Linked DNA regions of Mus musculus: region 2 is linked to region 1. Evidence: chromatin contacts called from ENCODE Hi-C or POLR2A ChIA-PET data. All regions are on one chromosome and are shown on one strand. The core of a region is the stretch at or near the end of the contact, and the rest is flanking DNA. Distances in the headings are between cores, read along the strand shown.

The links. Hi-C counts contacts between places; a loop is a spot of excess contacts on that map. ChIA-PET counts read pairs that join two places held with the same protein, here RNA polymerase II (POLR2A).
Region 2: a loop to region 1 is called in a map of T-helper 17 cell, with 3 times the contacts of the local background. The contact joins the enhancer-like site here to the promoter of Ankrd26 in region 1. A Hi-C loop is called at or near these places in 1 of 37 maps with a recorded cell type or tissue (T-helper 17 cell). POLR2A ChIA-PET finds 5 or more read pairs at or near these places in 1 of 5 experiments (embryonic stem cell).

What each region holds. Positions count from the first base shown.
Region 1 is chr6:118,559,287-118,564,492 of GRCm38, reverse strand. Ankrd26 (ankyrin repeat domain 26) reads left to right here and starts at 2,222. Exons shown (of 34, transcript NM_001081112.2): 1 at 2,222-2,680; 2 at 5,108-5,206. The coding sequence starts at 2,436.
Region 2 is chr6:119,441,180-119,445,826 of GRCm38, reverse strand. The region is part of intron 3 of Wnt5b (wingless-type MMTV integration site family, member 5B); the gene reads left to right. Among named protein-coding and RNA genes, the nearest start is that of Gm40397, 24 kb to the left of the region's middle. Within about 2 kb of position 1,891, at least 1 of the 3 ENCODE cell types and tissues checked has a DNase peak (open chromatin) inside an H3K27ac peak, as active enhancers do.

The DNA.
Region 1 (5,206 bases), core at 973-3,472:
CTTTCAAATTCATCTTGTCTACTTTGTTTTACACACACACACACACACACACACACACACACACACACACACACGCATAATGCTGAGCTTCAAAAGGCAGTTCTTGTCTCAACTGCCTTGATGAGGTTTTATGGGTGTACTCTCCTCTCATATCCAGAAGACACTAATGAGTCCTCTTGTTCTAACAATCATTCTACCCTCTAGCCTTCCATGGAGTCTCTGGGGCTTGGGTATATAGGGGATTTGTTGTAATGTATCAGCTGGGGTTGGGGACCCTATGGTCCACTACTGCCAGTTTCCTAAGGCACTATTATGTCTAACTTTAGTATAATTTTACATTTGAGGTTTCTATGTTATGTGTATGAATGTCCCATTTGCATGCCTGTCTATGTGCCACATATATGCAGAGCCAATGAAAGGTAGAAGAGGGCATCAGGTCCCCTGGAACTTGTACAACCGACCAATGCTAGTCTTCATCACATGGGTGCCGGACAGTCAGTGCTCTATCGGCTGAGCCATAGCTCCAATCCCCTGTACTTGTGTTCTAAATACTTGTCCTTGTACCCACAGATGAGTGTAAGTCTCACCCCTTGCCAAAGAAGCTTCTTTTTGCAACAGGTGGAGGTTACTAAAGCAATCTACAGCTGGTCAAAATGCAGAGAATAACTAGCTAATAGTTAAATGGACCCAGAGCAAAGCCCAGAGCAGTGTGATAGAGAGACAGAAAGCAGGGGCAGTGGTCTACACCCAAAACACCAGCTTTCCAAAGCGGAGGCAGGAGAATCATTAAGGTTCAAGGGTAGCATAGGCTAGAGTGAGATTCTGTTTTACACACACACACACAGAGGCACACATGCACACACATGCGCGCACACACACACAAAGATAAAATTAGCAATAGAATTTATTTCAATTTTTATTACAAAAGATATAGTCAAATCAAAAACCTGTGGAATCATTCCATTGAGTACAGCATGTATTACAGATCCACACTGCAGAAGTGGGATTCCTGTGGGTTGGGGAGCAGGGGGAGGGGGTAGGATAGGAAAGCTGATAACATTCGAAATGTAAAGAAAATATCTAATAAAAAATTAAAAATTAAAAAAAAAAAGAAGCTGTACCATAGGAACTGACTGATCTGAACTACTGCCGTAGCAAGTTTTGAACGTTGCAAGTCCAGAAGCAAATCACATTGAGCCATCGTGTTCTCCTGTGCGTGGGACCTAGCTTCTTTATGTCCAGGAGGTAAAGCCTTTGGAATGTCCACTGGGACTCCTAGCTTCCATCAGCCAAAGGGGGTAAGAAATTCATCAACTGCCATCTGAGGGGTGTTAACACAAAACCCACTTACCTGACGTACCCACCGACGTATCTGAAAAGTGGGTTGATTTGTTGTCGTTTCTATTAAAATTGGAACATGAAACAGGATTTGAGGTAGCCTGAATTTGAGGTAGTTCCTGCGGCCACTGGAGGTCCTATTAGGCACGAACGGTATTTTATTCCCTTTGAGGTGAGTTGTGGCTTTAGATTGACAAAATTTATTAACAATTTAAAACGTCAAGGTGAACACTTACACTGGAAAACTGCTTACTAAGTATTACTTTTTCCAGGTCCAAAACCAAAAATTTACACACATCATATCGTTTCATTCAGATCCCAAATGCAGACAACCTTTTCTTCTTACCTCCCATCAGCTTGTCTAACTCATATACTGACTCTTTAGGCTGTGAAACACGATCATTTATTGCACTAATTCCCAAACTACTTAGCTTAACAAAATCTCTTCCCTTACTCTTCCACGCCACGATTCCATCCATGCTGTTTGTAGTTTACTTTTTGATTATCGCCTACCTAGAGTCCAATAGGTTTGCTCCCCAACAGGTTTAACTGCCACTGAAACACAAGGCCAAAGCTAAGCAGGGAGGCCGGACTCCAGAAGGTTCTGCGCCCATCTGCCAGGCGCCCTCAATGCCCGCAGTCCTGGAGTACTGGGTCTGGGTTCCACGCTGCTGAGCGACCCCCATTCCTGTTGAAGCCTTGCAGCGATCACGCCCAAACCGAGGCTAACCCGGGCCTCTGGAAACAACACACTGCCCACCTCCGCCTTAAACCCCGGGTTAGAGAACCCGCTAGGTTGCAGCGCCCTGACCTCCTGAACAGCAAAGAAGGCGGAGCCTGGCCGTGCGCACGCGTGCTGGGCACTGGTCGCTGCTGGGCCTGTGTGAGCATGCGCGGCAGCAAGAAGGCGCGGGTTGCTAGTTTGCAGCTCGGCTTGGCGATTATTGTGCTTTAAAAACCTGCCGGGCCATGCAGCGTCTTTCCCGGTGGGATCCCGTGCGTCTAGGCCGGCTTTTCAATAAGTGCCCTAGCTGCGTTGTGTTGTCAGCCAACGTTGCGCGGGGAAGAAGGTGCCTGTGAGGGGCGTACCCTCTGCCATGAAGAAGATTTTTGGCTTCAGGAGTAAGGGCCCATCGCCCTTAGGCCCCTCTGCCCGCCCGCGCAGCAACTGCGTGGGCTTTGGACGCGAGAGTGCTAGTGGCTCCCACGTGCCCAGGTACCATATTCACGACAAGGATATGGGCAAGATCCACAAGGCTGCAAGCGTGGGAGATGTAGCCAAAGTGCAGCATATCCTTATCCTTGGAAAAAGTGGCGTGAACGATAGAGACAAGAAGGACAGGTAATAAATGGCCCGCCAGTTAGCGGGGCGGGACGAAGCTGGTGGGGGAGCGTGCACCTACCTTGTCTGGCTTTGGGGCTGGAAGACAGAGAGTCTATCTTTCATTAAGGAAGCTTGACTCTTCCCACCTGGCTTTGAATGCCTAAGTCTTAGTGGGGTCTAAGCCCTGACCTGTATGAACAGCAAGGACAGCAACAAAAAACACTTCAGCTGGTTTCTGATCCACTGACAGTTCCCTTCACTGGCAATGTAAAGCGAGTTAACTAACATTTTAACTTTCTGCATACATATAAGAAAGTTTTATGTTGTAGAAATACATAATAGGAGAAATGTTTCTGTTCAAGGTTAAAAATTCTTCCACTAACATACAGGATCCATCTTATCACTGCCGTACACCTGTGTGAATGGTTTTGGTTGGTTGGTTTGTTTTTACTGCATTTTGAAGTGGGAAAATAGTTCCATATTCTCGAGTCAAAGATTGGTAATTCCCAGAACTCGAACTCTGAATATCCTGATCAATTTAACGTAAGCCAAACCCGACCGTCAGCGTTTTAACAATTTTGAGTTTCTTATGTTGCTTTTGATTTTGTGATGAGACGAGAAAAAAAAAACTTTCTAAAGGATAAAACTACTAGTTTTCACAAGTCAGTCGTTTACTAGCAGCCAAAGAGACACAGCAGTGAGCAGGGTGGAATAGAAAACCCAGAACATATCCAATCAAGTATATGTAAGAATTTAGATATTGCTGGGCAGTGGTGGCTCATGCCTTTAATCCCAGCACTTGGGAGGCAGAGGCAGGTGGATTTCTGAGTTCGGGGCCAGCCTGGTCTACAGAGTGAGCTCCGTGACAACCAAGGCTACACAGAGAAATCCTGTCTCAAAAAACAAAACAAAACGAAAAAACCAACCAACCAAACAAACAAACAAAAAAACCAAAAAAGAATTTAGAAGTTGATTCTGGTGACACCCCAGTTAGTAGGGAACAAACACTTAGGAATGAAATGGTTGTTGACTTGTTTGGAGAAAACTAGCAACATTTCTATGTCACTAAAATAAATCCCTGATAGAATATAAGTTAAACACTAAAAGAAAACACAGTGAGAAAAGTACCAAAACAAAACAAAGAGATGAGGAACGACTGCAGAACCACTGTGTGTGTGAGTGTGTGTGAGTGTGTGTGTACACACCCGTGTATGTATCCGTGTATTGGTGATTGAATGCAGGTTTGTAGTGTATCCTCAGGATACTTTCTAACATTGAGCTTTTTAAAATGAAGCATTCTCAAGACCCATTGAACAAAATCTGAGGATAAAGGGACTGTATACTTGCAAAGTGTTCACAGTATGTATGTATATATATAATATATATACACACATATGTATATATATTAGTATATATGTGTGTTATAGATAGATAGATAGATAGATAGATAGATAGATAGATAGATAGATGAGAGCAGTGTTCCTGCTGAAGCTGGTGTTGCTTAGGGCTTCCCAGTAGATGCACTGATTTTTATGTTGCTTTGTATCGTGGGTGGGAGGGGAAGTACGTCTGCTTCCATCCTTTAGTTTGTGTGGCTTTAGTGAGATGTGTTTCACTCAGACAAACAGTAGTGTTATTCAGGGGATCTCCCCCACCCACCCCATTGGTTCAAATATGGTTTATTCTTTTGTATTCATAGCCTGGGGTTTGCTGGTATACTGTTAGTCCTTTCCATCCCCAGTTCTCATCTCTTTATCTGTCCCCTGTCATACCTGCCCCTCACCCATGCACACATACACAAGAACTGCAGGCTCGCCTTGTGGCCAGGGCTGTCGCTCTATTTTCTTTCTTTTTAATATTCTTAAGAGAGATAGATGATAGATAGGTAGGTAGATAGATAGATAGATAGATAGATAGATAGATAGATAGATAGATGAGAGTGTGTCTGTGTGTGTGTGTGTGTTAGTGAAGATGTGTGTATGCCATGCTGTGCTTGTGGAAGCCAGATAACTTTCAGGAGTCAGTTCTCCTTTTAACATAGGATTTAGGGAGTGTATTGAGGTTGTTGGGCTTTTGTGGCCAATGCCTTTGTCCAGAGAAAGGCTAAGTGATGACTAGTAAGCAGCAGACCTTAAAGCCATGTTTATACCCAAGTCCAAGCCACATCCAAAGGATATATACACTTCTTTGCAAATTGGCTGCTCTGGGCTAGGAATGTAACTCAGTAATTGTTTGCTTAGCAAAAGTCTCTGCTGCAAAACACACACACACACACACACACACACACACACACACACACACACGGTTGTATTTTCAAGAATGTACTGTTGTCTGCAGAAAAATACTTGTTTTGAAAGAAGATATAACATAGCGTTCTACATTTCATGAAATGTATTTTTAGATGATACTATGTAGTTTTCCTAAGATGTGCTCTGGTTTTCACAGGACTGCTCTACATCTTGCCTGTGCTTACGGCCACCCAGAAGTGGTGACTCTCTTAGTAGAGAGAAAATGTGAGATAGATGCCCGTGACAGCGAGAGCAG
Region 2 (4,647 bases), core at 642-3,141, 880 kb before region 1:
CTCCCTGTCCCAGCTGGTGAGATCATGGCTGTCCTATTGCCCAGATGGAGGTGTGAGTTGAGTCTAATTGTCTTAGGTCCTTTTGAAATGCAATTCTCCCCTCCCTGGCAAGAAATTGAGAAACCAGGCTGGGTTCTTATCTCCAGGACCATAAAAGGAAGGTGTTGGTAGTCTTGTCTCCCAAATTGTCCCTGGGCAGTGCCCCACTACTCTGCATTCTGGAGGTAGCTTCAGATAGGGCCTTCCCAAAGTAGGATTCCAGAAAGGTTGTTTAGGGTAGGGGATGGGTAGAGATTTTGACGTATTCTATTAGGACCCTGACACACAGATCTTTCCCTAGGCTCAAACTGAAAAATGAAAACAAGGGGTGTCTGCTTTGAACCCTGCCATTGCCTTTGGGATCAGCCCTGGCTATGAAGAAGGCATGAGCCAGTGTTCCGGGATGCCCTGAGGGGCAGTTTCCCCAGAAAAGCTGACTTGGGGTTTGGTGGATTTACTTAGCAATTCTTCAGGGATTCTCTTCACACACATCCCTCTCCTTGGCACAGTACCTATCCTGCTTAAGCAGTTTTGAGTAAGACCATGAGACTGGTCCAGGTGGGGCATAGCATCCTTCTTGGCCTGTTTCCCGTTATTCAAGGAATGAATGCTGGACAGACAGGCTAGCAAGATGACTCTGTCTGAAAACTTGCTTGCCCTGCCAGCGTGAGGACCCAATTTGATCTCCAGCACCCACACAAAAGGCACGAAGACCTAAATTCAGTCCCCAGCACTCACATAGAGAGACGGTGCGGTGATGCATGCTTGTAATCCCAACATTGGAGACGCAGAGACAGGTTGGCAGCCCACCCAGCTAAATCTGCGAGCCCCAGGTCCTTGTCTCAGAAAATAAGGAGGGCAGCTTCTGAGGAACAGCACACAGTGGGGTGAGGCAGTGTGGTGGGGAGCTGTACTGGGTGAATTCAAGATTGCCAACACCTTCTTTTTATTGTCTCGGAATAAGACCCAGTAGAATAGGGACTGGTTTGTCAAGGACTTCTGACTTCCACTGAGGGAATGTACATGCATCCACATGCATTGCACACACCTGAACATGCACAGTGGGGGGTGGGTGGTAGATACTGCTGAGTCTGATTGCATAGTGGATGGCTTGTTCAGGGCAGGGCTATTGGTCCATCTGGTTTTCGCCACTCTTAGTTGTTGTTGTTGTGTTTGTTTCTCTTTGTTTATTGTTTTAAGACAGAGTCTCTCTACACAACCCTGCATGTCCTGGAGATTTCTCTGTAGACCAGGCTGGGCTTGAACTCACAGAGATCTGCCTACCTCAGCCTCTCTAGTACTGGGATTAAAGGCATGTATCACATGCCCTGACTCCCACTTCTTTTTCTATAGCTTCCCTGAAGCCTCTCTATGTCTGAGAAGCCATGTCCTGGGGTAGCTCCTGCTAGGATCCTGGTGTCAAAAGGGCTTCCTTCTTCTGAAAGCTGCAGCACAAGTCATCCACCAGCAGAGGGCAGCAGAGCAGCTCAGAAGAGCAGCCTGGCTTCCAAAGCCTCTGCCCAGTGCTATGGCTTGCTAGCTTCATATCTTTGAGATGGTTTGGTTTTTCCTTTCATGTGTGACTGTTTCACGTCCAGATACCCTCCAAACACCCAACGCACACACACACACACACACACACACACAGAGTTTATCTAACCTGCAGTGGGGAACTGGTCCTTGCAGGAGATTTCTATGCAAGAATCTCTTTACCCCCCCACCCCCCCCCCCCAAAAGAATCTCTTACCCAAGACCCACGTGCTGCCCTGTGCAGTTGGCGCTGCACCCTCAGAGTCTGGCCACGCCCCTCCAGCAGAGGCAGAGCTGGTCCAGTGTGCTGAAGGACACTTTCAGATCCCAAGTCACCGGAAGTCAGTGTGTGGCACCTGGTTTATTATATTTAGAGACGGGCACATGGTTTCAAAAGGTATTTGGGGAGGGCTGATTAACTCAGAAGCACATTTACTAAAGACGGGTGGAAGAAATAAGTCAGGCATATGCGAGTTGGGAACGGAACACGTAAAAGGCATGTTTCTTGTTTTCAAACACTGGAGAGCTGACAAATGGAAGGGGATTAGGCAGAGCTGCTCCAGCAGGCAGAAGTTAGTTACAAGGAGGCGTATTTTGGTTTCATGTGAGGAGGAACTTTCTAGTGATAGAATCGTGGGGGAAAGAGAGAGAATGAATGATGAATGAGCTGCCCTGAGAGGCCAGCGCTTTCCTGAGGAGCACTAGGAGCCGAATTGCGTGGAGAAGGGAAAGAGACCCAGTGCTGGGGGTCTGCGGCTCCACCCTGCTCCAGGTGGCATGTTGGGAGCTGAGAGCATTTCTGAAAGGCTTTATAGAAATGACTCACTTCTTTTGGTATAGCATTGGAAATGTAAATGAGCTAAATACCTAATAAAAAATGAAAAAAAAAAAAAAAAAAAGAAATGACTCCCTTAGAGTACGGCCCAGCCTGCTTCCTTAAGAGCATATAATGGGCTGCAGAGATGGCTCAGCGGTTAAGAGCAGTGACTGCTCTTCCAGGGGTCCTGAGTTCAAGTCCCAGCAACCACATGGTGGCTCGCAAACATCTGTAATGGGATTCAGTGCCCTCTTCTGGTGCGTCTGAAGACAGCTACAATGTACTCATAGTAAATAAATCAATAAATCAATAAATCAATAAATCTGAAGACAGCTACAATGTACTCATAATAAACAAACAAACAAACAAACAAATCTTTAAAAAGAAAAAAGGAAGAAAGAACACATAAAGCTCTTTCAGAGGACCCAATTTCAGTTCCCAGCTCCTACATTAGGCTGACCTTTAACTACCTATAACTCCAGCTCCAGGAGATCCAGCGCCCTCTTCTGGCCTCTGGAGGCACTGCACACACATGCATATTTCCCTAAAAAGACATAAATAAATATATAATTAAAAAAAAAAAGTCAGCCGGGCGTGGTGGTGCACGCCTTTAATCCCAGCACTAGGGAGGCAGAGGCAGGGGGATTTCTGAGTTCGAGGCCAGCCTGGTCTACAAAGTGAGCTCCAGGACAGCCAGGGCTATACAGAGAAACCCTGTCTCGAAAAAACAAAAAAACAAAACAAAAACAAAAACAAAAAACAATGAATGTGGGGATACTAAATAGTCCAAGAAGCTCTTTCAAAGCAAAATGACATTTTGTTTGTTTTGTTTTTTTTGTTTTTTCGAGACAGGGTTTCTCTGTATACTGTATAGCCCTGGCTGTCCTGGAGCTCACTTTGTAGACCAGGCTGGCCTCGAACTCAGAAATCCCCCTGCCTCTGCCTCCCTAGTGCTGGGATTAAAGGCGTGCGCCACCACGCCCGGCTCCCACATTCATTGTTACAGTCAGCACCAAGGCAAGGGTCAACCGTAGCAGCTAGATCACAGTGGAGCCTCCGACTACTAGTTAGAGGTTTCGTGGGCTGCTCCTGTTAACAAAAGACCAGAGTGGATTTGCTGTTAGTTGTGAAAAGCAGTGTGGTCTGATTTCTGACATCACTGTGTGGTGCCATGGTAATCAAGAAGTAGAGCTCACTCCAGTCCTTTCCTTTAAGACTCAGTTTATTGTTTACTTGTGTGTGTGTGTGTGTGTGTGTGTGCCTATTTATGTGTGTCCAGAAGCTAGAGGGAGTCATTGGATCGATCCTCTGGGGCTGGAGTCACGGGAGGTCGTGAGTCACCAGACACGGGTGCTGGGAAACAAACTCTAGCCTTCCCCAAGAGCAGCAAATACACTTAACTGTGGAGCCTCCCCCCCTACCCCACCCCCAGCCTTCAGACCTTGTAATTCTGTCTGTCCATCCTCTGGGACAGCCTATGGTGTCTCCTTCCCATTGTAGAAGCATGGGACAGTCACAGACGGAAGACAGAAGATTCTACCTGGTACAATAACAAATGCAGGAGATGGCTGTGACCTGCCAACAACAACTGCTTCCTCAATATCTGATCCCACTCAAGTGTCTTTGTTATGTTAAAACAGCTTTAAGGGATACCATTCATTGTCGTATACAATTCACCACTTAAAAGCACACAGGTCAGTGGTCTTCAGGGTATTTGCTGGATGTACAACTGCGATCACTAATTCCAGGGCATTTGTATTGACCCTTAGCTGTCACTGTCCAACCCCTGGCTCCAGCCCTAGGCTACAGCTAATGTCTCTGTGGATTTTTCCCATTCTGGACATTCTCTATAATGGGATCAAGCAATACATGGCCTCTTCACTTGATGTAGGTATTTAAAGGTTTATCCACAGCATGGAATATATTAGTACTTCATCCCTGTTCTGTTAGTATTTCATGTATTGTGTTTAGCCATCCCCTGATGGATAATTGAGTTCTGTCTGTCTGTCTGTCTGTCCCTCTATCTCCCTCTCTCTTTGGCTATTACGAATCATGCTGCCATGAGCATCCACTGGGGACCATTTAGACACATATCTTTGTTTCCGTTGGGGGTATTTGTAGGAGTGGAATTTCTGGGTCACCTGGGAACTCTGTTAATTTCCAGAGCATCTGCAGCCAATAACATTCCCATATGCAGTGCAGCAGGGCATGCACCATGAGAGGCTTTAAGTAGATTTCTGTAGCAATAAAAAGGAGCAAAG